Regions from separate parts of the Homo sapiens genome. Here regions 2 and 3 are each linked to region 1. Evidence: chromatin loops called from intact Hi-C (ENCODE). Cell type or tissue: mammary epithelial cell. All regions are shown on one strand. Each heading gives the region's core, and the rest is flanking DNA. Links, peaks and the distances in the headings are about the cores only.

Region 1 (10,279 bases), core at 2,839-7,838:
CTGCGTGTGATAAGTTATATGGTGGAATGTCTTAAAGAAATCTCCACCAGACCAGGAGATTTTCATTTTTGACAACCAGTTCACAGAATTCGATTCAGTAGATGTTTTTGAATGAGTAAACATTACTATAAAAAATGTTTAAATCTAGGAACCTAAATAATAAAAGTCCCAGTCCAATCCTTTGAGGTCAATTTCATTGTTTTTCTCCTTATTCTCTGCTCTTAAGAGATTCTGTTTCCCTTAAGTGTGTTAGGCTCAAATCAGATTTAACCAAAGATCAGCATTCGTGGCATCATAACATTTAAGAATTTAAAATGTGTGCATGACATTTTTAGAAATAATGATTTGCTTTGCTGATATTAAAAAACGAGGTTGCTGTTGGTCTGAGTCACAGGTGAAGCCCCATTTGTTTTTCCATTCAGCCACCCGCTGGCCCTAATCACAAATGTCTTTGTACTCACAGTCATCTTATGCAGGGTTTGTACTTCGGCTTCTCTCACTGTGCTGGAGATTAAAATGTGAGATGAGGAGTAACACACTTGCCAGTGACATGGAAGTAAATATTATTGTTTTTGGGGGGTGACATCGACTGCATTTCAAATACAGCCATGAAAATGTTCTATCAATAGCTTTCTATCGATTGGCAGTTTTGTGCCTTTTCAGTTCAGCTCCCAGAGCTGGTCCTGATGAGGTGACTGGCAACTCACCCCAGGTGTGGCAGGCCCCTCCCCACTCTCCTGGGGCTCTCCCTCTCCCCGCTTGCTCTCCTTCCCTAATCCCCACACCTTTTTATGAAGATCAGTCCTTTGCACAGCAGCCATGGCCAGCGTGAGGTGCATGTGCAAGTGGAGAAGTAGCAGGTTCATCGACTCGTTCTGGTAGGGGGCCTCTATCTTATTGAGCACACTTTTGACGGTGGAGATGCCGCTTTATTGCAAATCCCTCCCCGGACTCCTCCTCTTCTTCCAAAATTCAGGCTGAAGACAATTGCCCTGATTCCCTAACCTAAGGGATGGCTCTGCAAGTGGTGATCGATGTTTATCAAATGCCCCTGAGACTCGAAGACGCAAATTATATTCCTATTTTTCATGAAATTTAAAAAACTTTCTAATTTAAGATCATTTAACTTTTAGCTGCTGCAAAACTGGTACATGGAGTTCTCGTATACTCTTCACCTGGACTCCCCAAATGGTAATATCTTACAAAACTGTAGTACAACGATGGAAATCAAGAAGGGAATGTAGGTAAAGAGCAGTACAGTACAGTACTTCTAACTAATCTGCAGCTGTCATTCAAATTTAGCCAATTATCCCACTAACAATTATCATTGTTAGTAACAATTATCATTGCGGTGTTTGTCAGATGGTGACTTTCTAGTTATCATCCTTCTGCATTTATCAATTGGAATTCTACTACAATGAAGAGCTACCTCTTCTGAGCTATTTATTCATTCAGTTATTTATTTGTATTAGTGTGGTCTCATGGATATTTCCTTTATCCTATAATCCATTACTATCTACTTTATTTCTTTTTTTAGAGACCCTCCAGCTCTGTCACCCAGGCTGGTGCAGTGGTGCAATCATAGCTCACTGTGGCCTCAAAGTCTTGACTGAGCTCAAACAATCCTCCCACCTCAGCCTCCTGAGCAGCTGGGACTACAGGTGTGCACTGCCACACCTGGTTAATTTTTTTTAAAATTTTTTTATAGAGATGAGGTCTTGCTATGTTTCCCAGGCCGGTCAATCATCACTCATTTTGTTGCCCACATTGTTGTACAATTGGCTATCGAGAGTTTGGTACAAGTTTACTCCTGTGTCCATTTGCCATGCTCCCATCATTAAAAAAATCATTTCCTTACTTTCTGGGACCACAAGACGTTCCAGACTCATCTTGTGTTTTCTCTGTCCCTGCTTTAGAATCAGTCTTTTCTCCTATGAGCCCTGCTTTCAGTATTATTTTAATGTTAGATTTATAACGTTCTGTTCATGTTCTTGGAAAATTAATATTTACCATATGGGAGATCTCTATGTAGGAGATATTAGATATTCTTCTACCATCTACAGAACTGATTTCTTATGAAACACTGGTCCCAAAAACATGTCAGATTATGAGGAGCATAGCCTATTTTGATACATATGCTAAAAAATGGGAAGCCACACAACTAGGATTTTCACCAAAAAATCTGTTTTACTCTTTCTTGCTTCTATATTTCTTTTTAGTAGGTAACTACAGGTCCAATATCTTTTAGACTTTTTGTTGTTGTAGACTTTGTTTTTTGCTAAGAAATTCTTTTGGCCCCGTGTAAATATCTTCTGCAGTTTAGCTCCTCACTGGCTTGAATTCTCCCCTCATCATATTTTGTCCTGACACCTTCCCTCTTTGCTGAATTTTTGATAACAGCATCTCTGTTTCTCTGGATCTCATGACAATTTTCCAGTCAATCTGATCAATATATACAGCCTCAACACTGAAGTGAACCTGAAAGTTTCTTGACCAAAACTAGAGTCTAATGCCTCCATCAAATATATCCCAACTATATATTTTTTCAAAATAGAATGTGTGTGAGTGTTTGTGACTATGTGTTTATTATAGATTGATTCATACTCAAACACTAACAGTGGTTTTTTTGTTTGTTTGTTTTTTTGTTTTGTTTTGGTCATTGTGGTTGTTGTTGTTTTTGAAATGGAGAATCTCTCCATTGCCCCAGGTTGGAGTGCAGTGGCACGATCTAGGCTCATTGCAACCTCCACCTCCCGGGCTCAAGCAATCCTCATGCCTCAGCCTCCTAAGTAGCTGGGATTACAGGCACATGCCACCACACCCAGCTAATTTTTGTATTTTTGGTAGAGACACGGTTTCACCATGTTGGCCAGGCTGGTCTCAAACTCCTGACCTCAAGCAATCCACCTGCCTCTGCCTCCCAAAGTGCTGGGATTACAGGCATGAGCCACCGTGCCCAGCCAACAGTGGTTTATTTTCTTTTGAAATTCACAAATCTTACTGCTATGAATCTATTATCATCAAATTCTAAAAGCATAATGTCTTTTATCTGTGGAAGTTTGGTCATCATCAGATAAGAATCCAAAATAAAAAATGAAATGTTTTTTACTTTCTAATTTGAAATAATTCTGTCCTTACAAAACTGGCAAGACTAGTACCTAATGTTCTCATAGACCCTTCACTGGGTATATGTATAATTTTCTTATATATTGCATTTCATTGTATATTACATTCGTGATCTTCCTACTCAGAACTAGTAGGGTCATGTGGTAAACATCTGTTGAAAATGCCTTAGTGTTATATTCCTGTGGGGAAACCACCTCTAACCCACATTATCAACCATGTGATTTAGAGAGATTGACCCATTCTTTGTTCCTGGGCTTTACTTGGCTTTGGCCAGTCATCAATGGCTGCGTGCTTGGTTTAAGGGTGTGTCCTTGATCCAATTCAGGCCATCGAGATGCATGGAGACTTTCACTAGGTCTTATGGAAGTTTCTTCTCTATTCCATGGAGGTCCCTGGATGCTACATTATTATGTTTGTCATCCATGGGAGCCAGCCCAACTGTGAAGGTTAAGAGAGAAGAGCCTAGAGAATTTCTGAGCTTTGAGAATGGATGCAATTAAGCCTGAGGCCAGCCCTACCTCCAAACCAGTTTTGTGAACCCATGAATTTTCTTTCCCTCCTTTTTTTTTTTTTCTAAGTATTTTTGATTTTGGTTTTCTGTAGCTTGGAAAAGTTTCTGTTGATAACAGATCTTTTTCTGTGCATTCTATCATGTTATTTGTCCCTGTGTTGGCACTTATCTTAGTTAATTATGTGGCTGTTTTTCTTCAACTAAATTATGATGTCCTTGAAACTGTGGACTAAATCACTTACCTGCCTTTCTTATATTTGTATGGAGCTTAGTCCTTCCATTTAGCAGCACTCTGAGGGCCTAATTTCCACTAGGCCCAGAACTGGGTCTGGTTCTCCATAACTGTTTATGGAATCGTGAATTTTATTTAATATGCTACCTGTTTTCGCTTTCTATTATTGCATAGCAAATTACCACAATCCTAGTGGCTGAAACAAGTTACAGGTTCTATGGGTCAGGAGCCTGCGAGCAGCTCAGCTGGGTTCTCTGCTTAGGGTCTTGCCAGGTCACACTCAAGGTGTCAGCTGGGCTGTGTTCTCATCTGGAGCCTGACTGGGGAAGAATTTATTTTAAGCTCATTACACCTGCAGGCAGGATTCAGTTCGTGCAGCTGTGTGGCTGAGTGCCCCTGGTTTGCTGGCTGTTCACTGGAAGCTGCTAGAGGCTCTCACTGTGGGCTTCCTCAGCGTGGCTGCTCAGTTCCTCAAGGCAGGAAGGAGAATCCCGGTCTCTAGTTCACTAAGGCAGAGTCTTAGATAATGTAACATAATCACAGAGTGGTGTCCTGTTCCCTTTGCCACATTCTATCGATAAAAACAAGTCACAAGTTTCATTTACACTCAAGGCTAAGGGATTGTACAAAGGCATGGCCATTGGAGGTCTGTCCTCCATGCTACCTTAAAAGTTCCTGTTCAAAGAGTTTTCTTTAAACATAAAAGTGGGTTCAATGTCTCTCAACATTGATACCTCTCATAGTAGGCAATTAGATTTTTAAAGTTATAACTATTTTTTTTTCTACTCAGGAGTGGCATTAAGTTTGCTTGAAATTTCTTCTTATGATCACCTGTATTTTATTTAGGTTGAATCGTTTTGCAAATACTGGTAAAATGATTCCCCGGAATGTGTTTAACTTTTCAAAATACTTTTATATTCTTTTGATGGCATTAAAAAAAAAAAAGCAGTGGCTCTGAGTCAGTTATGTTGGAAATTTGATGTGAATATTTTCCAAGAGCCCAAAGGACTAAGGACTGTCTCCTATAAATATTTCATTTTTGTTCTAAATCTAACAGCTGGCCTTCTCCTCCTCTCCCCCAATTTTTTAAAAACTAAAGGCGTGGTGTAAAACAGCAACAACAACAACAACCTCCTACACTCCTTTACCCAAAGTAAAAATTAACACGTTAATAGACTTGTGAAATTTGGCCAGATTTTCCTTTATCTATACAGAATTCCTAGATGTTGACTGGCAGATTAGATTTCTCAGTATTTACTTGGCTAGTTAATTGTAACAAATAATCCATTTGGAACATAATTAAGAGATGATAAACAAAAAATAGGCAAATAAATAATCATCAACACTCCAAAAACATTTTCAGCCAGTTATTTTCTTGCATATATTTTCATGTTTTTAATGTTTTACTTTACATCTACGAATTAATTTCTCCATATTGTTTATACATAGTCTTTGAACATCATGATTTCTATCCGTGGTTCATAGTTCGATGAGATAGCTTTCTCTTTTACAAAAAGTCTTTTAAAAATAACTTACCATATTCCTATCTTTAGGTTTTAAACATCGTTTTACATAATTTGTGTACTTTTTTATAAGCACCATGTCTTAATTTTCTAGCACACCTGGAAATGTTATAATGTGACTTAGTCTTTATATGAATGATCTGTCCTTTATATTCTTGATGATGAACTATCAAAACGCCAGTTTAGAGGATGGCTTTCAGAAAGATGGACTTGGAGAAAAAGCGCTCCCTAGCTGCTGTTTTACCGTGTGGACACTAGATGGTGCAGTGGTCATACTGATCAGCCAATGTAATACTGGTAAGACACCAGAGACTTGATGTTGGTGCTTAATAGCTTCCATTGAAAAGACAGATGTACCTATAAATGTATTGTTTGAATAGTTCTCTCTCGTGAAGTACTAAAGTCCTTGAGAAGCAATATGAGATAAATTACTTTTTGTTTTTAACTATTTAATGTTTATTTATCTTCCAATCATTTTAAAACCTTTATTGAACCGTTTTGTTAAGTAAAAATCCAGTCCCTATTGGGGTAAATTGTTTGCAGAGTACAATTGATTCTTAAGTACATTAAGTCTTTCTAAGTGGACATTTGTTTTCAATTTAGAAAAAAAAAGTCTATGTTCCAGTTCTTCGAACAAATATTTTTGAAGTTTTTTAGAAACTTTTTAAGAGTTGCTGTTTTCAGCCAATAGAGCATAATCACATTTCTGGAATGAGATATATCAGACAAAGCCAATGTCCTTGACTAAATTGAATCTTTTCTAAATTGATGTCCAACAGAACTAACATAGATGTTATAATCTGCATATCCAAAGGGTTTTTCTTTATCTTGGCTGGAAACTTGGAGCATCTGCAAGCTTGGTGTCTTCACATTAGATTACTCTTTGTGTGCTAGAATTTGCGATCCAAGCCTGAATCCTTTAATTACCTTTGAGTTATATAACACCCAGGGGACAAACTGGAAGAGATGCTGCTGTATAACACTCCGCTCTCATGACATAGCTTTGGAAGGTCTCTCTTCTCACGCATTTTCTAGATTACGTATTTTACAAGTCGTGGGGTGATTTTCTGTTCCTGAAAAAGCAAGTTTGCTGAATTGCATTAATTCAAAAAGAAGCTGTGCTTAAAATACAAGAAAACAAAAAGTTTAACAGATTTTACATTTATTTACTTTAAGCATAGTGTTCATGACTACGTAAATGGCTTCAAGGGAAAAGTTTATTTCTAACATTTAGCTTTTCAGTTTTAAAACAGAAGTTGAAAGAGGGAATATTTGTGGTTTTTAAAGTTAACTTAAAAATTGTTTGAAGAGGGGCTGGGAGCGGTGGCTCAGGCCTGTAATCCTGGCACTTTGGGAGGCAGAGGTGGGTGGATCACTTGAGGTCAGGAGTTCGAGACCAGCCTGGCCAACATGGCAAAACCCCATCTCTACTAAAAATACAAAATTAACCGGGTGTGGTGGCACACACTTGTAGTCTCAGCTACTCGGTAGGTTGAAGCATGAGAATCACTTGAACCCAGGAGGCCGAGGTTGCAGTGAGCCGAACTCGTACCACTACACTCCAGCCTGGGTGACAGAGTGAGACTCTGTCTCAAAAAAAAAAAAAAAAAAAAAAAAAAAAAAAAATTATTTGAAGAAGTCTAAATTTTCTGACACTGCTTGTATTATAGGTATATACTACTTAAAACTCTATGCTAACATACACAAAAAGCAACAAACTACTATATCAGATTATATATTTATGTGCTTTAATTTGTATAAAATATATTTTGGGGGTTGTTATTTACCCTTATAATTAGATGAACTTCTTTTGAGAAGTTGAATGAAATGTAAAAAACATTTTTCAATTTTAAGTTATATTTTAAGAACACCAAGAATTTTGCTGCAGTGGATCTTCTGGTAGAGGGAAGATTCAGTCTTTTAAAATTGTATTTTAGCATGCTCTGTGTCCAAAACCCTGTGCCAGGCAACAAAAAAGACACATAAAAGTAGCCAACTTGGTCCCTGCCCTTGGGCACTCACAGTCAAGGTCATCAGTATTTTAAAATAAAATATCACCTAACATAGGGAAATAAAATTATGATCCCAGATAACAGTAGAGAAGATGAGAGAAGGACCCTAGCAGTTAAAAAGGTCAGGAGAGGCTTTGTGAGAAGGGAAACATTAAATAGTATTAAAGATTATGTAAGATTTTGACTTAGCAAAAAAAGGTGTGAAAAAAACTCCAACCAGGAGAAATGTGATGAGCAGAGGCATTGAGATGAGAATGCCCCGTGTGAGTTTTCAGTTTCGCTGGAATTACAAGCTAGAAGAGGAGATGAGACCAAATTGATATATCGGAACCCTATTGTGCAAGGCTTTGAATCACAAAACTCAGACATTTGAACTACAGCCTCTAAACAGTAGATAACAGTTGAAAATGTTTGGGTACCAGTGTGAGATCCTGAAAACCATTTAAAGAGATTAACCTGGTAACCATATCGTCGATGGAAAAAAAAAAAGTGAGAGAGGAGAGATGCAAGGAGAGCCTAGAAGCACCTGTTTAGGTAGCTTACATATGAAATAAGAGCTTCAGCAAAGGTTCAAGAAGTGCAACCAAAACCAAGGGAAAGCGAGAGGTATGGTAAGAGAAATATGACTATCAATATAATGTTATAGTAGCATGTACTGTGCAGGTAAGTTCTCATTATTTATTTTTCTAGATTTGTCTAAATCTGGTCCAAGACACTCTATCCCCCGTTCGTTTGCCAACACCTGTGAGAATTCCACAGTCAACTTGCTTACTAGGCCCCTCCCTTTCCCTCTCATGGATTAAATCAGCCATAGTCCAAATGCAAAGAGGGAAGGAGCTTCATTTACTGTTGTTCCTTCACAAAGGAACCATTGCAGTCAAGTGCAGGGCTCCATGAGAGCTGGAGAGGGGTCCCCAGACCTCCATCCTCACGGTCCAGGATGGGGAAGTCATAGCCAGATTTAGCAGTTCCCCTTTGTCAGTGCAATGCCTCATCCTCCATGTTTCCCCTTCTAGGATGATCTAGTTTGATTCAACTCTTCTTGGCCCTTAACTTTCCTCAGGGAGGCAGGGGAGGCCAGAAGTCAAGAGAATAGATACGTGGCATTAGGCTTTCCCCATAAGAAAGGTTGAGCATGGTAGCCATGGAAGGATGTGTAGGTTGTTCACTGCTCAAGAGCATTGACTGTGGGGAAGAATGGGGCCGAAATGCAGCCCATACCCTGCTTGCCAAGCTGGGTACAAAATCACTCCTGCCAACAAGAAAAGGAGGAAAAGGACCTTTTAAAAAAATTTGCTGTTGACTTGGATGCTGAGGGCTACGTGGAGGGCCTGGACAATGAGGAGAGGATGAGGAGGAGGAGGAGGAGGAAGGAGAAGAGGAGGACATGAGTGCAGAAGAGGAGGATGAAGACGATTATAACAATGGAGAGGTAGATGATGAAGAAGATGAAGAAGACCTTGGTGAAGAAGAAAGGAGTCAGAAGTGAAAGCAGCTCAAAGATGAGGGAGAAGACGATGACCAAGTGGAATAACGTATTTTCAAAAATGCCTATTGTGATTTGTGTTTTTACCCATATCCCCTCTACCCTCATAATCCTGCCCCCAAAACTTTTTTTTTTGTTGTTGAGACAGGATCTTGTTCTGGCACCCAGGCTGGAGTGCAGTGGCGTGATCACAGCTCACTGCAACCTCCGTCTCCCGGGTTCAAGCCATCCTCCTGCCTCAGCCTCTTGAGTAGCTGGGACTACAGGTGCATGCCACCACACCTGGCTAATTTTTGTGTTTTTTGTAGAGATAGGGTTTTGCCATGTTGCCCAGGACGGTCTTGAACTCCTGGGCTCAAGTGATCCCCCCACCTTGGCCTCCCAAAGTGCTGGGATTACAGGCATGAGCCACTGTGACCTGCTCCAAAACTTATTTTTTTCTTATTGTAACATAGCTGTGTGAACAAGAAGGGAAAGGTGTACTGGGGGTTGTTGGAGGAGGGAAAGTGTGGGGGAAATAAAATACTATTTTTATTGTCAAAAAATTTGCATAAAGGAGACTTATGGGCCAAGAGAGGTCCTGGTTGAAGGAAGGAAAACATTTTGCTTTGCAGGGAGGATGAGTCTTTAGTAGAAAACAAAACAACAACAACAACAAAACATCCCCCAAACCAGCAAAAATGCCCATTTTAGCAAATTGCCCTATTATGTGTGTAGTTTTTAAGTAGATTTTCATATATAAGAGAGACAAGGAAAGAGGCGAGCGGACAGCTGTGATGAAAGAGCCCAAGGAACCCCCCCAATAAGGCACCATCTCAGAGAAGGCACTTCTTTGGGGGTCACTCAGTGAGACCTGGGAAGGTGAGCGGAAGGGGCCTCTTCTGCAGATGGTGGCCTGGAGGAGAAGACCCTTTTCCACTGCACCGAGACGATCAGCGGGAAGAATGAGTGGGTGTGTATTCATTATCTATTGCTGTATGAAAAACTACCCTACAGTGTAGCTGCTTAGGAAATACATTTATTGTTTCTGTGAGTCAGGAATCCAGGCACATTTAGCTGGGCCCTCTGGCTCAGGATCTCTCCCAGATTGCAATCAAGGTATGCGCCAGGGCTGCAGTCATCTCCTGGCTCTGCCGGGAGGAGCTGCGTCCAAGCTGACTCACGTAGTTGTTGGCAGGGTTCTGTTTTCTGTGAGCTGTGGGACTGGGGACCTTAGTTCCCCATGGGCTGTTGTTTTGCAGGCCACCCTCAGTTTCTTGCCACGTGGGCCTCTCCATAGGGCAGCTCACAACATGACCACTGTCTTCTCTCAGCATGAGCCAGAAAGAAAATCAAGAGAGGGATAGCAAGATGGGAGTCATGATCTTTCTATAGCTTCGTCTCAAAAGT
Region 2 (10,279 bases), core at 1,778-6,777, 430 kb after region 1:
TCTTAATGGCCCAACAATGAAAACAACTCAAATGTTAATCGACAAGAAAATGAATAAGTAAATTGCTCATATTATATATCCACATAATGTAATACCGTAGAAGAGGTGTCAATAAATTTTTTTCTGTAAATGGCCACGTGGTAAATAGTTTAGGCTTTGTGGGCCATATGGCCTCTATAACAACTACTCAACTCTGCCAAATGGGGATAACTATGTTCCAGTAATTTTTTTTTTTTTTAAGATGGGGTCATCTCACTGTCACCCAGGCTGCAGTGCAGTGGCATGATCGTAGTTCACTGTAAGCTCGAACTCCTGAGCTCAAGAGATTCTCCTGCCTCAGCCTCTTGACTGGCTGGAATTATAGACAGGAGCCATGGAACACAGCCCAATAAAATTTTATAAACAGAAACATGCAGTGGGTTGGAATTGGCCCACAGGCCATAGTTTGCCAACCCTTGATACAAAGCAAAAATAAAAAACAAACAAAAATTCTTATACATGCAACATGGATGAATACAATGTGAACAAAAGAATAAACTGTATGACTCCGTTTATATGAAGTTTAAAAACATTTGAAAATAATACATGGTCATAGAAATCGGGACAGTAGTTGACTGGGGGAAGCGAGTGGCTCCATTGATAGGAAGGGGCAGAAGGAATGAAAATGTTTTATATGTTTATCTGGGTAGTAATCACAAAGGTATACACATATGTAAATTTCACCAAGCTACACACTTTTTTTTGTTGTACATAAATTATAGAACTAAAAAACATATGTAGAATTCAACATGGATAAAAAATATATTAAATACATTAAATCTACCTTAAAAGATGTGGGTGATAGAGTGAGGAAGTCTAACAGAAGTCTAATCATAGCTCCTAAAGAATAGGACAAAAATGTGTGAAAATAAAGAGATAAAAGACAAAACTTTCCTGAATTAATGAAACATAAACCTTAGAGACAGGAGATTTTATTCATATATATATATACATTTATATAAATATATTTAATTTTTATATAAACTCTACAGAGAGATTATATATAATCTATATATAAAGTGTATGTGTATATATTATATATATACACACACCTACATACATTGCCTCAAAAGTCTGTGAGTACAAATTATTCTTGATGATACAAGGAGCAGTTAAAACCATAAAGCAATTCTCGAATTTCAAAGAATTGTTGGCCTTGACACGTATGCTAACTACAGTGCAAATTAGAAATCAGTAACAAAAGGATAACTCACAAAACCTTCCACATTGGAACTAGACTACTTTCTACAAATCTCTTAGGGGAAGAAAAAATATCACAATGAAAAAATCTTAAATTCTTAGAACTGAACAATATACTACATAGAAAGCAGCAGTAAATGAAAATCTGCAGTATTTTCAAATGACAAATAAACCAGGATTAACAGCCTGGAAATAAGCCCAAACATATCTGGGTACTGTATGTGACAGAAGTGGCACTGCTAATCACTGATATTGGGACAATTACCTTTTCATGTGGGAATCTGAAAATTAATTAAGCTTGATCTCATAACATAAAATATATACATCTCAATATATACATGTCTCAGGTAAATTAAAGAACAAAATGTGGACAAAACATAAACTTAAAAATTCTTAGAAAAATATTCAGAATACATTTCATTAATAGTAGAGTATCTTAAGACAAAAAGCATAAGGATTAATGTCTACAGTTTAATATCTGCAAGTATATAACAAATATTTGTATCCAGAATGTTTTCCAATATAAATTTCTGCAATGATGGAAATATTCTGTTCTATAATGTATAATGTAAAATATATAACATAATAAAATATAATAAAATATTAAAGTCATATGAGGCTATTGAGCACTAAAAATGTGGCCTGAAAGAACTGAGGAACAGAAATTATTGAGGTAAATACAATATGTTAGCATTTTAAAACGCTGAAAGTCTGTAAAGTTCTGTGATTTTTATATACTTTTTAGTATTTCGTTTTTCATAACAAAATTTGATTTTAGCTAAAATTACTATATAAAATATTCCAGTTGTGTACAAAACATGTAAATGTGACTTTTGGGAAAGCAAACACACCAAATGATGTTTTCTCCTAAATGCTTTTTGAAATATTATAAATTAAGTTATAAGAATACATAAAGAATAATTTAATGAATACTGGTATGTCCACCATGGAATTTATGAAATAAAACATTACTGATAAATTCCCTAGGTACTCCTCCCTGAGCAAGATTTTTTTTTTCTAAAAAGAAGCCAGGAAATAAGAATAACAGACGGAGAGCCCTAGACTCAGGCTTCTTCAGTTTGCAACACCCATATTTTAACATATTTGGGGGGAAATGTAACATTCAAACCCAGTGTGTATCATTTAACAAAGAGTTACAAAGCAAACACCCATGTAACCATTGCACAGGTCAGGCGATAAAGCATTTCCAGCATCTCTGAGCCCCTGACCCTCTCCTCCCCACTAGGAGATGACCATTAGCTTGACTTTTTTTCTTTACTACTTTTAATGCCTATACATGCATCCCTAAACAACAGCTTTGCTCCACCAGGTTCTGAATTTTACATAGAAGATATCACACAGCATTCTCCGGCAACTTTTTTTTTTTTTGGTTCAACACTGAAAGGCATTTGTGTTGAAACACAAAAATACTTCATTGGCCACTGTACAGTGTGCCCTTTTTATGAGTGGTGTATAATTTATCTTTCTCCTTCAGGTAGGCATGAAGGCGGCATCCAGTTTTCTGCCATTACAGTCAACCTTCTTGTACACGTCTGCTTGTGGACATGTATTAAAATTTATCTAGGGCAGTGGCTTTCAAACTTTTTTGTCCATGACTCATACTAAGGAATGACGTTTTACATCATGACACACATTTGTGTATGTATGAAACTGAGGAGGGGGAGAGAGATTCATAAAGCGAACACCCCTATGACCTGAGAGACACTGATGTTCTATTCTCCGTCTGTGTTTTACAAATTCTGATCATCCATTTAAATGACTTTACGACCCACTAAAATGGACTTCAAATTCTGAAAAACATTGTTCTTAAGGATGAATACCCAGGCGTGCAACTGCTGGATCAGGAAACACGGACATCGGACGTCGTCAACTTTTCCAGATCCTTAACTGTTAAATGTTCTTATCTAAGCGCATATAAATTTACCACTATTTAACTTCAGAGCGAAAAGCGTGAAACATCAGAGAACATTTTATCTTTTCCCTCGGTCATTAAACAGTATTAATCACTTACCATGTGCTAAGTAAGCAATCTCTGAGCCCAGCGAGACCGGTGGGTTAATACGCGGAGGGGCTGCGGGGGAGGACTTAGGGGACCAGGACCTCAGTGAGGCCCCAGAAAGCACCCGGGAGGGGCCTCCGATCCTGCCTGGGAGGGAGGGGTTAGAGGAGGATTCCTGGAAGAAGGAGGACCTAAGCTGGGTGTTTCTATTTTTGATTTTTATTGGTTTCCTAAAACATGAAAGTAACACATTTGATGAGAAAAAATATTCAAAATTACAGGAGTATATTCAGTAAAAGGTAGAAATCCCCATTCCGCCCTGAAAGTTGGATGCGGAGACTAACAGAAGTCGCATTATCAGCTGTCCCGATCTAGGAAATTTTTAGGACCCCACGTTTTTAAATACTTTTAAGAGTATGTCTGATACAGTCTGTAATACTAAAGCATCAAAATAATCATATTTTCCATAAGAGACGAAAGTGCAAACAGTTACTGTCTAGTCCCATTATTACTTGGAACAGACTTTTTCTTCTTTTCCTTGTTCTGTTTTTTTCCTGGCCCGTTGGCGAGGTTAGAGCGCCAGGTTGTAAGAATCGGGTCTGTGGACCTCATACCAGATAGGCGCGAACGCCTCTGGCAGCGGCGTCCAGGGGGTCCGGCGGCACTCGCGGTGGGGCTGCCTGGGTTGCGGGTGACGATCTGCGGGGTCCCGCACCCGGCCCCGCGGAGCCCGGACCCGCACGTAGGCGGCGCGGCAAAGGCACACCCTCCTCGCGGCCGCGAACCCAGCGCCGTCCTCGCAGCGCGGCAATGCACGGCCACCGCTGCCCCCAGCCCGCCCGCCGCAGCCGCGAGCACCCAAACACCTACCCTGCGGGGCGACGACCCCCGGAGCTCAGGCGAGGCCGCTCGGGCGTGCCACCTCCGCGGCCATGACGGCGACCCGGGGAAGCGCCCCGCGCGCCAAGGCCCCGCGCTGCTGAGCTGTGAGCACGGCTGCCCCGTCCGTCCGTCCGTCCAGCACCCGCCCGGAGAGTGAGGCCAGAGCACGCCCCAGCCGTGTCTAAATCAAGGCTCGGGGCGGTACCGACGGGCTGAATGACAAATGGCAGATGCCGTGGGCTTTGCCGCCCGCGGCAGCCAAGAGGATGGCTGCGCCGAGGAGGCCGCGCGCAGGCGGGGCTCGGGAGCCGGAACGGCGCGGCCGCGAGGAGGGCGCTGGGGCCCCTGGCGGGGGCGTCACGTGGCAGGAGGAGGCCCCGCCGGGGAGCTGGGGGTCGGCGGCCGAGGCGGGGGGAGCTGAGCGGCACCCACACGTCCTGCGGGCCGGGTCACCGGTGGGGGCAAAGCCAAGGTCGCCCAGGTACAGCGCTGGCGCAGGTAGACCCGAGCCGGCCTGGGGTCTGCAGCGGGGCCTGCTAGCCGAAGTCTCCGCCAGGATGGGCCGCCAGAGCCCAATCACACATGAGAAACGCGACAGATGCTGGGACGCTGCAATAGGCCAAACTAACTTACCTCCTGTGCCAGCAGCGCCCAAGTGCAGCTGCCCAAACGTGAGCACTGACCGTGAGCCAGGCACTGTCCTAAGCACTTTGCAGGTAAATACGTGTAATCCTCACAGCAACACTGGGAGAAATACCCGTCTCACAGCTGAAGAAACGAAGACGCAGAAAGGGTAGACAGAAGTAATTTTCTAATTACGGTATCACACTACGTCTGCTTCATATAATTTCAAATTTTTCATGTTACTGGAATTTAAGAAAAATAAACTGAAGGGAATCTCTATTGCTTTCTTCCCTAAAAGACGTGCTTTTTAAAAGGCCTATAAGCATTACGTAAAAAGATTAAGAGAGGTGTAAGGAGCTCACTACATGTTCGGGTTTAGAAAGTCTCATAGCTCTGAAAGATGAGGTTAATTAGCATCATACACCTCCACCTACCTTTAGGGGGTAACCCTGCCTCTCAATTTCCATTAGTTCTGTTACTTTCGGCTTCCTAGCAATGAGAACATTTGCAATTGCTCTGCAACTTTATTTTTCCAGATGTTGTCTTAATTCTATCTTTAAATGAATTTGATATTCACTGTAACTTATCTATCCCTGAATTTTTATTTTTATTTAGTTCTTGATGGACTTCCTTCATTTTCAAGTCATATTCCTAAGGAGGGTTTATAGAGTGCTGCCATGTTTGAGAAGATCTGGTGTTTTTCTCTATACATAAATAAAAAGTGAGTTGGGTAAATATTTTCAATTCACACCTTCCTTCAAAACCTAACAGAACAAGATGGCAATTGCTTTATTTATTTTTTTATTATACTTTAAGTTTTGGGATACATGTGCAGAACGGGCAGGTTTGTTACATAGGTATACACATGCCATGGTGGTTTGCTGCACTCATCAACCCGTCATCTACATTAGGCATTTCTCCTAATGCTATCCCTACCCCACTAGCCCCCCACTCCCCAACAGGCCCCAGTGTGTGATGTTCCCCTCCCTGAGTCCATGTGTTCTCATTGTTCAACTCCCACTTATGAATGAGAACATGCGGTGTTTAGTTTTCTGTTCCTGTGTTAGTTTGCTGAGAATGATGGTTTCCAGCTTCATCCATGTCCCTACAAAGGACATGAACTCATCCTTTTTTATGGCTGCATAGTATTCCATGGTGTATATGTGCCACATTTTCTTAATCCAGTCTATCACCAATGGCCATTTGGGTTGATTCCAAGTCTTTGCTATTGTGAATAGTGCTTCAATAAACATACGTGTGCATGTGTCTTTACAGTAGAATGATTTATAATTCTTTGGGTATATACCCAGTAATGAGATTGCTGGGTCAAATGGTATTTCTGGTTCTAGATCCTTGAGGAATTGCCACACTGTCTTCCACGATGGTTGAACCAATTTACACTCCCACCAACAGCGTAAAAGCGTTCCTATTTCTCCACATCCTCTCCAGCATCTGTTGTTTCCTGACTTTTTAATGATTATCATTCTAACTGGCATGAGATGTTACCTGATAAGCAACTTCAGCAAAGTCTCAGGATACAAAATCAATGTGCAAAAATCACAAGCATTCCTATACCCCAATAGTAGACAAATAAGAGAGCCAACACATGAGTGAACTCTGATTCACAATGGCGACAAAGAGAATAAAATACCTAGGAATACAACTTACAAGAGATGTGAAGGACCTCTTCAAGGAGAACTACAAACCACTGCTTAAGGAAATCAGAGAGGACACAAACAAATGGAAAAACATTCCATGCTCATGGATTGGAAGAATCAATTATCATGAAAATTGCCATACTGCCCAAAGTAATTTATAGATTCAATGCTATCCCCATCAAGCTACCATTGACTTTCTTCACAGAATTAGAAGAAACTACTTTAAATTTCATATGGAACCAAAAAAGAGCCCGTATAGCCAAGACAATCCTAAGCAAAAAGAACAAAGCTGGAGGCATTACACTACCTGACTTCAAACTACACTACAAGGCTACAGTAACCAAAACTGCATGGTACTGGTACCAAAACAGATATATGGACCAATGGAACAGAACAGAGTCCTCAGAAATAACACCACACATCTACAACCATCTGATCTGTGACAAACCTGACAAAAACAAGCAATAGGTAAAAGATTCCCTAGTTAATAAATGGTGTTGGGAAAAACTGGTTAGCCATATGCAGAAAACTGAAACTGGACCGCTTCGTTACACCTTATACAAAAATTAACTCAAGATGGACTAAAGACTTAAAACATCAGACCTAAAACCATAAAAAGCCTAGAAGAAAACCTAGGCAATACCATTCAGGACATAGGCATGGGCAGAGTTCATAACTAAAACACCAAAAGCAATGGCAACAAAAGCCAAAATTGACAATTGGGATCTAATTAAACTAAAGAGCTTCTGCACACCAAAAGAAACTATCATCAGACTGAACAGGCAACCTACAGAATGGGAGAAAATTTTTGCAATTATCCATCTGACAAAGGGCTAATATCCAGAATCTACAAAGCACTTAAACAAATTTATAAGAAAAAAACAACTCCATCAAAAAGTGGGCAAAGGATATGAACAGACACTTCTCAAAAGAAGACATTTATGTGGCCAACAAACATATGAAAAAAGCTCATCATTACTGGTCATTAGAGAAATGCTTCAAAGATTTCTGTGGAAAGATCTTAATCCCATGTAATTTTCCCCTTGGAGGTGGCTTGATTTTTCTGCTTGGATACCTGAAGAATTCTTTAACATTAATATACCCTTTAGTATTCTTATCTGGGCTATGCCTCTGTGTCAGTTATTCTAGATCAATTTTTCCCCCCAGCATACAGTATGATCTTCCAATTTATAGATTATGTTCTTTTCTAATGTCCCATGTATATTATATATCTGAATACGCTGCTTTTTCAGGGCTGAATGTTGTTTCTATCTACTTGTTCTGTGATCCAAGGTTTTTCGGACAAGGAGAGGTGGGGGAAAAGGGGATGTGTGGAATTCAGCTCAGACAGAGTATAAAGCTTGCTGGAGGAACTCAACCTTCACATCTGAGATTCCTTTAAGTCCTCTGGCAGCTGGACTTCAAGCTAGCCAAGGGAACATCCCATGCCTCAGAGTTTCAGTTCATTTGCTCAGTTCAGCACAGTATCCCAGAAAGTGGGAAACTTTCCTGCCTCTGGCAAGATCCAACAGTGGTATGCAAAGGTTCCTCAACATCTCACAGGTGTGCCCTGCCTTTCCACATTGGGGGACGTTTGTGAGAATTCTTAGGATTTGGTCTGATCATCTTTTTCCTCAACATGTCTTGCAGCGGTGGGTGGAGGGCTGGGCAGACATAGGTTCATCTGGAGACAAAGCACGCCTCCATAGAATCTTCTGTTCTCTTTGTTTTTGCTATCAATTCTCAAATTTTACATTATAAGGTTGTACTTTTTTCTTCTTTGGTTGCAGCATGTAAGTTTTTTGTTGCTTTCTTTCCTTTGGGTGATTTAGTGTTTTGTTTTGTTTTTGAGACAGAGTCTCGCTCTGTCACCCAAGCTGGAGTACAGTGGCATGATCTTGGCTCACCGCAACCTGCCTCCCGGGTTCAAGCAATTCTCCTGTCTCAGCCTCCTGAGTAGCTGGGATTATAGGCGTGCACCATCACAACCGGCTAATTTTTGTATTTTTAGTAGAGGCTGGTATGGGGGTGCTGGGTTGGGGGGAAGTTCGCCATGTTAGCCAGGCTGGTCTCAAACTCCTGACCTCAGGTGATCCGCCTGTCTCAGTCTCCCAAAGTGCTGGGATTACAGACGTGAGCCACCATGCCTGGATGATTTAGTATTTTAATTTTGATTTTTTTAGTGCTTCCTTGTGCCATCTTTATCCAGAAGTCAGTCAAGCAGTCTTTCTTTCTCACTGGTAATGAACTATATGAAATCCTTTTTTATCTTTAGGTTATTTCCACAGTGGTCTCTTTGAACATGACTATGTTGACCTGGTAGCTGTGACACACTCTTTTTCTCCTGAGCTTTCCCTCAATGACGCATGCTTTGGCATTACAGCATGCCCTAGCAAAGCTTCTGGAGCAGGGGTTGCAAACTCAAATCTCTACAAAGTTTAAAACAGTGAGGAACAATGGGACTGTGGTAAAGTGAAAAGGACATTCTTTGTGTAAGGGGCAGATGCTCAGCTCAGGCCAATGGCTGCCATGTTTGAACTCAGGGCAGGGTTGCCACATCTGCATAATTTTCAAGGGAAGTATGCTATCTAACATTTTAATATAAAATCTTCTAATTTTGGAAACACTGCAGAGGCCACATGAAGTATTTCTCCAGGTCAAACTGGACCCAAGGGTTGCCAGCGTGGTCACTGTAGTAGACAGAACCCCTCAGGACAAATTCCATAATCACACTTTTTCTCTAAGTATTTGGAGATTCCATTTTATTCTGCAGACTATTGAATGACTTCTTAACATTTCTTCAGCAAATGCAGAACAAGAAAATTCATGCTGACACATCTATAGGTTGATACAATGTGTCAGGACCCAACACTTTCAGGAACAGGTGTTACCAGGGGTAACAGCTATGATGGGGCTAAAATTAATACCACATGGGCAGACAATCATACAGATTATGCCCACATTAACAAAATAATGGAGGGGGAAAATGTTATTTTCAATTGATGCAAAAAGAGCATTTGACAACTACACCCCATCCTGAAAAAAATGACAACTAGGAATGGAATGGAACTTCCTTAGCCAGATAGTGGCTATATTTTATCCTATAGCTGCCATAACAAATTACCACAAACTGGTGGCATAAAACATGAAATTTATTTTCTGAGTCCGAAAGGCCAGAAGTCTGAAATCAAGATATCAGCAAAGGCCGCAGGCGCCATCTAGTGGCTCTAGTGGAGATTCCTTCCTCACAACTTCCAGCTTTTGGTGACCACTGCCATTCCCTGGCTTCCTCGGCTTCCTTGGCTTGCGGCCACAGCATGCCAATCTCTGCCTCCATCTTCACAACGCCTTCTCTGTGCGTGCCATGTGCTTTCTCCTGTGTGTATCTCTCTTATAGGGGTAGATGTCACTGTACTTAGGACTCACTGAAATAACTGAAGGTGGTCTCCTCATTTCAAGATCCGTAACTTAAGTCACATCTGCAAAGACCCTTTTATTCAACTCAGGTTACATTCTGAGATTCCAGAGATTAGGACACAAATATTTTCGAGGGTCATCAGTCAGTCCTCATGTCAAAGTTGACATGGGCAAAATCCATGTCAGCTTTGCTATAGAAATTGACAAGCTGATTCTAAACTTTATATGGAAATGAAAAGAACCTAGAAGAGAAAAAATAATCTTAAAAAGAAAAACAAAGTTGGAAGGCTTATGCTATCTGATTTTTACGCCTACTATAAGGCTAGACTAATCAAGACAATAGGGTAATGGCTGGGCATGGTGGCTCACACCTGTATCCCAGCAATTTGGGAGGCCGAGGCGGGCAGATCATTTGAGGTCAGGAGTTCAAGACCAGCTT
Region 3 (10,279 bases), core at 2,714-7,713, 62 kb before region 1:
ATTAGGGCTTCTAAAAGGAAGACTACATGCCTAAAACATAATATGCATCTATTATATTCAGTAGTAGAGAACACTTTGGAGGCACAGGACAGAAAGGGAGGCAAAAGTAAAATTAAAAAGATGCTGTTATTTTAATAAATGGACTCAACCTTCAACAATTACTTGCTATACGCATTCATTCTAAGCAATGGTATATTGACCCTAAACTGCGTAAGCAAGACTTCATGAGGAAAAGCACATCTACACATTTTAGATAAACACAGCAGTAACTATCCTCATGAAATAGATGCAACCCCCATTTTTGACCCACCTCCTGCTTTTTCTATCACCATTCCTTTCATATGAGTATTTCTACAGGATAAGCAAATCCATAATCAGCACTATATTTCCCAAGACGATCAGGAGACTCTGCTAAGAAGAAATAATTGAAGGGCATACTATGCGGCAGGCATGCTGTTTGCCTGCCCAAAAGTCGTATTTACGTAATTTCCCAGCTTCCACTACAGCTGCGACAGGGATGTGAGATCCATGCTGGCCAAGGGAACTTGAGGGAAAGCCAACTTTGGGGACTGTGGAAATGGTTTCCCTCCTAATGAAAAGAGACACTGGCCTTCCTGCCTTTGGGCAGGGTTGTGTGAAGTTATGGTGCCTGGCTGCCATCCTGTGACCATGAAGGGACAAGTCCCCAGGCTGAGGATGAAAGAAAGAGCCCGTGTCTTTGATTTCATCAATGAACCGACTACTCTAAATTTCCTGTTATGTGAGATAACAAGCCCCTATCATTATACCTTTTAGTTGGGTTTAAAATCCTTGAAGCATTTTTATTATTTATTTATTTATTATTGATTAATTGATTGGTTGAGACAGGGTCTTGCTCCATTACCCAGTTTGGAGTGCAGTGTCATGATCATACCACACCACAGCCTTGAACTCCTGGGCTCAAGCGATCGTCCCACCTCACCCTCCTGAGTATCTGGGACTACGGGCATTACATTTTAAATTGAACTGCAAAAGAGAAACTGGGACATTCAGAAAGTTGAACAAGAATAAGGAATTTCTCCTAGCATCATCTAATTTGAACCTGCACTGTCCCCTACAGTCTAGACTTGAATTTCATGCTGAGAGATGAAAAGAGGCATTTATGGTAAAGGTCTATCATTTATATTTGGTTTTTAATAGACATTTAAAACAGTCACATATACTCATCTATACTGTTGATTCCCCGAAAGTCAAATTGAGAGTGAGGAGCAGAGGATACAAAGGGAAATCACAGGTAATTAAAGAATCTTCCACAGGGTTAATGCATTTTCAGATCATCAGGAATCTGTTCTCTATTTTGTTTAGTATGAGAAGTATCTTTATTATTCTAGGTCAAAATAACCATGGGTTTATCTGTAGAAAATGAAGTTATTCATAGCAAAGAATAAAATGACTCAAAACTAGCTGTTTTATTTTGGCATAGTACTAGTCTCAGTCAAAAATGTCAAATCCTCTTTGGCACCAATATATCTTTACCTAATCTTCATGGTTGAACAAAATGATAATATAAGATACAATTTAGGGGGAAGAAAGTTGTTAATTATGTACCACACTAATCTAAAATATTTCCAAAACAAGCTCAAGATTCCTTACAGCCCAAAACATGCAAATAAAGATTTGTAACATCTTTTTGAAGTAGCTATGTTTTGGCATAAGAATAAAGAGTCTCTGTTTTAGAAGGTGAATTATTTAAAATATGAATAATTCTCCATAGCTTATCCAGTTTTATTTTTTACATCAATTGACCTACCAATAAGAAAGGTTACTGGTTGCAGGTAGTCAATTTCTTTGTCATGAAAGGGTTAAAATATGCTATTTTGGCACATTTTTAAAGGTAAAGAAACTCGAAAAATAGCAGGTGCATGAAGAGCACTTTGCCCTTTGTGCTGTTTCTTAGGAGAGAAGATGAAATTCCAGTATGAAAGGCACTCTGTACTAGAAGGAAAGGCAACATCCTAAGCTTCAAAGACAAGAAGTAGAATACTGTACAGAACTTGCTAAAATTTATTATTTAAGTCTCCCCACATAATTTAGTCACACAATGTCAATTTAATTCTTGGACCCAGCAGAGACCCTAACAGAATGGAGGTGTAATTTTTCTACCCCTAGAGTAGAGCATGGTACCATGTATACTATGTAATGTTAATATAATATATAGTTCATACTCTGTATTGTGTCTACTAAATATAGTATGTTAATTTGGATGTATACTATTTATGTAGTATATAGTTGATTCAAATAAATACTGTTTAATGATTCCGTTCTTTTACTTAAGAATATATTATGTGTCCCAAAGTCCTGGAATTACAGGTATGAGCCACCGCGGATCACCTGAGGTCAGGAGTTCAAGACCAGCCTGGCTAACATGGCAAAACCCCGTTTCTACTAAAAAATACAAAAAAATTGGCCAGGCATGGTGGCGTGCGCCTGTAGTCCCAGCTACTCAGGAGGCTAAGGCGCGAGAATCGTTTGAACCCGGGCGGCGAAGGTTGCAGTGAGCCGAGATGGTGCCACTGCACTCCAGCCTGGGTGACAGAATGAGACTATGTCTCAAAAAAAAAAAAAAAAGAATATATTATGTGTATGTTTCTATATATGCACACAAAATATTTCTGTTTTGAAGGACTTAATACTTGTAGCATTTAGTCAGAAAAGACATGTGCAACAGTTTAAGAAATTACATGCACATTTTCACATAGATCTCAAGGTAAAATCTAACGCACAGATTTTTGTGTAGCACCTTTCATACGGCAGTATGATAACTGGGTTGTGTTAAGAGTACCATTCTAGAACCTCTTTAAAAAGTTCCTAGAGCCACACATGGGTAACATGTTAACATTAAGTAGCCAATGGTGTTCAATGAACAGTCGTTTCACATACTCATGACTATGTTTTAACCATAACTTCATGGCAGAACGACTGTAAATTGGCAGGTAGCAGCAGAGCAACCATAGGCCATTGTGCCTGAGTCACCGCTCGTGTGATGCCCCTGCACAAACTGATGAATGTCTGTAGTAGCTCGATGTTGTAGTGTCATAACTACAGCTTAATATGCGCAACTATGAAGAAGCTGAGGAGTCAGGAGTATCTGAAAACTCTTACAGTCACACGGAAGAAAAATTCCCTGTTCATCCAGCAGAAGCACTTAGGCAGGAAACCACATATTCGACACCCGGAAGTGCGAAACGCGGGTAACGCAGTGGGAGGTGAAACCGACGAGGGTGCAGGCAGCACCAGGCGGCGAACCAGGCCCGCTGGGTGGTGGCTGGAGGCTGCGGGTGGGGACAAAAGCGCGGCAGACGAGACAAAAGGGAGCGCACTCACCAGAACCACTCGCTACCGAAGCTGGGCACGGAAAACACTCCCCAGTGGATGAAGATGCCGAACTTGGCCTGGTCAAACCACGCGGGCAGCTGGCGGGCGTCCAGGGACTCCCAGGTGGGGTCGAAGCGCGTGGCGCTGTGGGCAGGGCACGGCGGCGGCGGCAGCAGCAGCAACAGCAACAGCAGCAACGGGAACGCGAGCCTGGGGAGCTCCTGGGGCCGCATGTCCCGGCGCAGGCCGGCTGTCCTCTCTGCAGGCTCCCGCGGCCTCGGGAGCGCTGTTCTTCCGTCTCTGCCGCTGAGTATGCCGCGCCGCGGTCACCTGACCAAGTCGGACTTGGAAACCGGCCACCCTTCCCCCTCTGGGGCGGGAGTGGCCACTCTCCCGGGCGTTCCGAATGACCTCAGGAGGGCTGCATCGCTCAGCATAACTAAGGCCAGCATTACCCCAAAGCCAGCTGGGACGGCTTTGCTAAGGCTCTGTCCTCTTGAGGGGAAAATATGAGTCTGAGTCAGGGCCTTGTGGCCAGCGCCTCTGCCCTCAAGCAGACACGACCCTGACCAAGAAACTGCCCAAGAAGACAATGCCCCCAGCCCACCCTGGTGGCTGCTCCACACGTCCGAAGCGTGCACGAGAAGGTCAAGGCAGGAACTTCAGCCGGGTCTCGCCATGATGGAACATGGAAAGCAACCTAGATCCTTCTCGGCCTCTGTATCAGCTCCCAAGATCCTGCATGTTAGAACCGTGGTTGTCAACCTTGAATTTGTATCAGATGAAATTCCAAGAGCTTCAGATTCAGCAGTTAGGTTGGGGCCCAAGAATTTGCGTTTCTACCCAGTTCCTACTTCTAGGATGTTCTGATGTTGGGCCGGGCGCGGTGGCTCACTCCTGTAATCCCAACACTTTGGGAGGCCGAGGCGGGCGGATCACAAGGTCAGAAGATCGAGACCATCCTGACTAACACGGTGAAACCCCGTCCCTACTAAAAATACAAAAAATTAGCGGGACGTGGTGGCGGACGCCTGTAGTCCCAGTTACTCGGGAGGCTGAGGCAGGAGAATCGCTTGAACCCGGGAGGCAGTTACAGTGAGCAGAGACGGTGCCACTGCACTCCAGCCTGGGCTACAGAGTGAGACTCCATCTCAAAAAAAAAAAAAAAAAGAAAGAAAACAAAATTGTGATGTTTCTGATTGGTGGTCCAAACTTTCCTGAGAACCACTGCATTGAACAAGGAGATGATCTGAGACAGGTGAAACCAGTGGAATGAATGTTTAAGAAACCTGCAAGCTTGGGAAAAAAGGCCAGCAACTTGGAAAGATTAATCAAAAGGATATTTGGGAAGCTTATCACCTCCACCTCTTGTTTGGTTTGTTTGTTTGTTTGTTTGTTTGTTTGTTTGTTTGTTTTTGAGACAGAGTCTCGCTCTCTCGCCCAGGCTTGAGTGCAGTAACATGATCTAGGCTCACTGCAGCCTCTGCCTCCCGGGTTCAAGGATTCTCCTGCCTCAGCCTCCAGAGTAGCTGGGACTACAGGCACATGCCACTGTGCCAGACTAATTTTTGTATTTTTCTTTTCTTTTTTAGTAGAGACAGGGTTTCACCATGTTGGACAAGCTGGTCTCAAACTCTTGACCTCAGGTGATCTGCCCGCCTTGGCCTCCCAAAGTGCTAGAATTACAGGCATGAGCCACCAAGCCCAGCCTCTCCTCCACCTCGTAAGTGTTTTCAAAGTAAAGCCAGAATCCTCAACTGCTTCTGCCCCCATGAAATCATTACCCTTCAATGAGCCAATTCAAATGCTGCTTCTTTTGTGAAGCTTTCTGCCACCACCCTTCCCTCCCAGAATGTTGTACTTTCCCTGATCTGCTTCATAACACCTCCTTCCAAGCACACATAGGATTTCACGCATCCTCTAGTAGCTAGGTGGTACAGGTCTGATTTCCCATCAGACTGTGAGCTTTTTGAGGGCATTCATAATGACCTTCTTTTCTGTAGTGCCTACAATTACAGCAGAAAAGCAGCACTCAAAATGTTTGTTGAAGCTCTCCAGTGAACTGGGGTTCTAATTATTGAGTGAAGAACTTGACACTAAGTGGCTGTTGCCTGCATTATCCCAACCCATCTCTGCAGAGAGATGGGAGCAGCAGAGGGCGCTGTCACTGCAGGTGTAGGGGCATTTTTCCTCTCCATGACATGCCAGATGGCCCCCCGGGGCCACAGCTCCACCGTAAGAGTCCCCAATTTTGTTTTGTTTTTTTACAGTGAGGGTGTTCTAGAGGAAAGGGCTCAACGAATCCAATTGCAATAGCTCCAGTTTGTGATAAAGATGACAATTTTTTTTTATTTGAGACAGAGTCTGGTTCTGTTGCCCAGGCTGGAGTGCAGTGGCACAGTGTTGACTCACTGCCACCTCCACCCCCGGGGATTCAAGCAATTATCGTGTCTCAGCCTCCCGAGTAGCTGGGATTACAGACCCCAACCTCCAGCTAACTTTTGTATTTTCACCATGTTGGCAAGGCTGGTTTTGAACCCCTGATCTCAAGTCATCCTCCTGCCTCAGCCTCTCAAAGTGCTGGGATTACAGGCATGAGCCACGGTGCCTGGGCTGACAAATATTTATTATTGAGTTTGTGGAACCCAGAATGATCTAGGGCCTCAGTGGCCACTGAACCCTGGGGCACACTTGAACAAAAATATGGGCTTCTCAGCCACTATGCCTTGACATCCTCTCTAATCAGAAGTTTGTGTAATAAGTGCAAAAGACAATATTCACAGTGACAATGATACTGTGAACTGCCATAGGGAGAGTAGACATGACTGTGGTGACAATGCAGCGGCAGCAGGACCCTGTCCTCTCATAAGTGGGCATCCTTTCCCCATGTGAACACCACATAGCAGAAACGCCCATCTTCCAAAGCCCTTTTATCATGTTATGAATTATTTACACTTCCATATATTTCAGTTAAAGAGTGGTAATCAGATCTGTATGGATGCCACTTGGGTCATTTGTCATTTCACTTGAAGGCAAAGAAATGTTTTTAACTGGTAAGTACAACCTTATCATAAAAGTCTATTTTCTGTAAGAAATACTGAAAATATATTAAAGACCTCCCTTAGTGCCCTTCAGGACACATAAGAATCCTAATATACCAGGTTGGGAACCATTGCTATAGGATTTGAAAGGAATAGTAAATAGTATTATCTGAAAGTGAAGAGGAAGAAGAGATTCTACTTAAAAATATTTGTTAAATGACTGAAAGAAATAAATCTATGAAGTCGTTTAGAACATGGTCCTTTAGGGAAAGACCTGCCTGCTGTAGATTCCATTCACATTTTATACGTTTGTAATGCCTTACAAAGCTAGTCTTTGCACTTAAAGCTACTGCTAACTGAGCAATAGAATCACACCTCATAAGGCTTAAACTGTGTATTTAAAGGTTTTGATAGGGGATCCAGAAATCTGAGTGAAACCCTGGGTTCTGCAGGTACACATGGCTCATGTATAAGGCATTTGAAGGGCTTGTGGCCTTGATGGGGAACACTGTCAACTCTGATCCTGTTTGTCTGAGGTTACTTGGGGTACAAGATGAAGACAGAAGGGCGTGCCTCCCTTCTGGAACCATCACGGCCAGCAGCCGCATGTTGGGCAGCTGCTGATACTCAGGGTGCCCAGGCGGGAGATGGTGAGAGGCCAGCCCTAGCCAAATTCCTTGCTGCTGCCAGAGGAAGCAGTCTTGCCATGTGTGTCCACAGGGATAAGATTAGCTGCCGAGGTGGAGCTGATATCTGAGCGAGGCTCTCGAGGACACATTCTGGATAGATCTCCATATGGGAGTTGGATGACTGCCACCAGCCAGTCTTGGCAGTCCCCAGAATTCTTCTGAAGTGGACAGTGGAAGAAGTGAAACATTTGCCTGGCAGCTGGCATCAATGCAGTCTCTCTCTGGACATGCAGAAGAAAAGGTTCAAAAGGAACTGAACCCAAACCAGTCTTTATTTGGTAAATATCCCAGCTTCACGGTAGAAGAGCAGGCATGGGGGAAATAAAAGAAAACCCGCCTTTTTCAGGCCAGGGGGCAGGGAAGAGAAGCAGAGAGGAATAAAGGGAGGAGGCCCCGGGGTGTCAGCAGAGAGGGGAGAGCTGCCAGGCTGTGGCCCCACGCCAGCCTCTGCCATAGGGCTGTGTAATCCTGGGGAAGGCGTTCAACCTCTGTGCCTCAGTTTCTTCACCTATTAAATGTGAGTGATAATCGTGCATCTCCCTCCTAGGGGTGTTGTGAGAATTAAATCATGAGAAGTACATGTTAAGCCTCGTCTACGTGTGGACCAGTATTACCATGTGTGTGTTAGATCAATTCAGGGGAGCCTACAGAAAGCAGAGATTTTGTCCTGATTCCCATTTAACCTGAAGTCCTAAATGAGAATCAGGACAGAAATGTCCTGATTAGGACTCAGGCTAACTGGCAAGTGTAGCAAGGTACAGCCATGTTAGACAGATGGAGAGGCTGCTTTTTACCTTTCCTGGGGTGACCTTGATATTCGAGTGACACAAACAGGACCCAGAAGTAGCCAAGAACCTAACTGGAAATCTGTCCTGAGTGGTTCTCTGTGGCAGGGCCTCCTGTGCCAAGGACCTGGGGTTCACAGCCATTCCTCAGAGGACTCTTGCCTGTCTGTGGAAACTGAGTGGTGGGGGCAGGAGCCCGATACAGACCAGATCTTGAATTAGAGCAGCTTCAGGCTTCATCTGGGAACAGTGAAAGAACGGGTGTCAGCACTCCAGGACCAGAGAAGGCAGGGACGGCGTGTTCCTTCCCAGAAGCTGGAGAACCCCGCCCCTACTCCATGCCACCTTAGAGAGAAGCAGGGGAGGGGGAGGCATCTGCAATATTGAGCGTTGTTACCCAAAGAACAGCCTACATATTTGCTGAAGATGCTGTTTAATTGACAAGATTTGACTATGTTTAATGCAGGTAGAATAATTAAATTTGATCACCAACCACCCAGTGTGTGCATGGGGGACAGGAGCATGCTGTCTGCTGAGGCAAGTAGGGTGACTAGAAACAAGAACAAATTGCCACTTTTTCTCTGCACCAGGGTTGTCAGTGGCAGGTAATTTAATGATCCTAGTATGCAGCTAAGCATCAGAACACATGACACATTTGCCTTCTACTTCCGTCCTTCCCAATGTCTTCCGGGAAAAATGAATGATCTAATGAGTGGCTGTGCACGGAGGCCTAATTCAGGGAGATGAGGTCTCAGTCACACATTGAGTCTCCTTTCCAGTGGCCCTTATGGCTGAGGGAGACAGTGTCCCCTGGGCTGCACCAGTTGGAAGAGAAGGCGGAGTTTTCACAGCCCTGGTTAGAAGTGGGAGGGAAGAGGTCAGGTCCTCAAGAGGAAGAGGAAGCAAAAAAAGAAAGAAGGAACTGACAGAACTGAGATAGGGCTGGGCAAGAGGGAGAAAGGAGATGAAAGAAAAAAAGAAAGAAAAGAAAAGAAGGAAGGAAAAGAAAGAGAGAGAGAGAGAGAGAAGGAAGGAAGGAAGGAAGGAAGGAGAAGGAAAGAAGGAAAGAAAAAAGAAAGAAAGGAAAGAAAGAAAGAGAAAGGAAAGAAGGGAGGGAGGGAAGGAAGGGAGAAGAGAGAGAGGAAGAAAGGAAGGAAGGAAGAAAAAGAAAGAAAGAGGAAGGGAGGGAGGGAAAAAGAGAGAGAGAGAAAGGACATCAGAGAATGGAGCTGGGGGGGAAAAAAAGATTCAAACACAAAGAAATTCAAAACCAAGAGTGTCCCAAAATTAGAATAAAAAAGAAACTAAAACACAAAGACAAACAATAAGCGAGAATAATGAATAAAGACAAGAGAAGAGGGGAGAGGTGGAGGTATCAAGAGGAGATGCTAAAATAAACCCCAAAACCAAAGCAACATGAGAAGCCTCAGGCTGAGCTCATCACAGCAGGCATGCCAGCAGGGGCACAGGGGAGGAGACAGCAAGGGAGGAACCAAGGAGGGACTGGCAAAGGTGAGCACAAGCAGGTGCAGGAAATATGTTGGGGAGGCAACGGGCAAGGGCTGAAGAACAAGTGGGGAAGAAGACACGGATGAAAGAGAGTGAAGAGGAGTCCTCCTGAAATAAGGAACCGAAATAAAGACCAATGAATGAATGAATGCAGTGTTTTCATTCACATAATAACCAGAGTCTAGGCAGCTTTCCTCAGTTTAGCAGGATGATTAAAAACATGGGCCCTACACTACTTAGCAAGTTATTCATGGGTGCACACACTTTTGGGGGTTAGAACCCACATAGAAAGGTTACCTAGTGCTGAGATGTCCTTTCTCAATTAGCAGTCTGTCCTTGCCATACACTATTCTGATGGTGTATGATGTATTCTGTATGTATAGGTAAGTATTCTGTATATATATATATGTATTCTGTATGTATATGTAGGTATTCTGATGATGTATGATGTATTCTGATGGTGTATGAATGTTGTAAAGCCACACTGGTGTTTTGATTCTTTCATTTCACTGTCGAGTGAAGCCTCTGATGCAGAGGAGCAGGTTAAGAACTGCCAGGCTGTGCTGTGACTTTCCTGGGCCCTGGGCACCTTTGCCTTCACAGACCTCTTATTCCTCCATTTAAAAAAAAAAGTCATAGAGGTGTATTCTACAACAATGTTGGTAAACAGGTGAATGTATGAATATTACATATTAAAACATTTTCTTTGACTTACAAGGTTTTTTTTTCTCCTTCAGATTTTAGATGGAATTAAAACATTTTTGTGGGTCTCGACAAGTATTGCCAGCACTGCACCTGCCACCCTGATAGGTAAGTCAGCTCTGGAGAACTTAGAGATACAGAGTGACAACCACTAAAAATATACAAAGAGATTTGATTAAATATTTATATCAATGTGAGC

The links. Peaks named below come from ENCODE experiments on the same cell type or tissue, not always from the same donor. Only the 100,000 strongest peaks of a DNase experiment are listed, where the experiment ranks them.
Region 2: a loop joins it to region 1, with 10 times the contacts of the local background. A loop is called at or near these places in 105 of 110 quality-filtered maps.
Region 3: it touches region 1 in a loop (12-fold over the local background); 12 of 110 quality-filtered maps call a loop at or near these places.

What each region holds. Positions count from the first base shown.
Region 1 is chr6:143,569,891-143,580,169 of GRCh38, forward strand. It overlaps a transcript of PHACTR2 not described here. Among named protein-coding and RNA genes, the nearest start is that of PHACTR2-AS1, 5.7 kb to the left of the region's middle. RefSeq lists a silencer at 5,563-5,612. In mammary epithelial cell, for the core only: a CTCF peak has its summit at 5,641 (motif pointing right); a DNase peak (open chromatin) is centred at 5,661.
Region 2 is chr6:144,003,961-144,014,239 of GRCh38, forward strand. It overlaps PLAGL1 (PLAG1 like zinc finger 1), which reads right to left and starts at 4,299. Exons shown (of 8, transcript NM_001317162.2): 1 at 4,130-4,299. HYMAI (hydatidiform mole associated and imprinted) reads right to left here and starts at 4,299. Exons shown (of 1, transcript NR_002768.3): 1 at 956-4,299. RefSeq lists silencers at 3,728-3,910, 4,106-4,295, 4,486-4,535. In mammary epithelial cell, for the core only: no CTCF peak of the experiment used is centred there; a DNase peak (open chromatin) is centred at 4,331; H3K4me3 peaks cover 2,278 bases; H3K27ac peaks cover 1,800 bases.
Region 3 is chr6:143,508,048-143,518,326 of GRCh38, forward strand. FUCA2 (alpha-L-fucosidase 2) reads right to left here and starts at 3,673. Exons shown (of 7, transcript NM_032020.5): 1 at 3,364-3,673. The coding sequence starts at 3,587. It overlaps LOC105378035 (a long non-coding RNA gene), which reads left to right and starts at 3,738. Exons shown (of 4, transcript XR_007059796.1): 1 at 3,738-4,729; 2 at 4,947-7,362; 3 at 10,116-10,279. RefSeq lists a silencer at 2,906-3,109 and enhancers at 3,310-3,972, 3,532-3,661, 3,772-3,951, 3,973-4,633. In mammary epithelial cell, for the core only: a CTCF peak has its summit at 5,505 (motif pointing right); no DNase peak of the experiment used is centred there; H3K4me3 peaks cover 1,101 bases.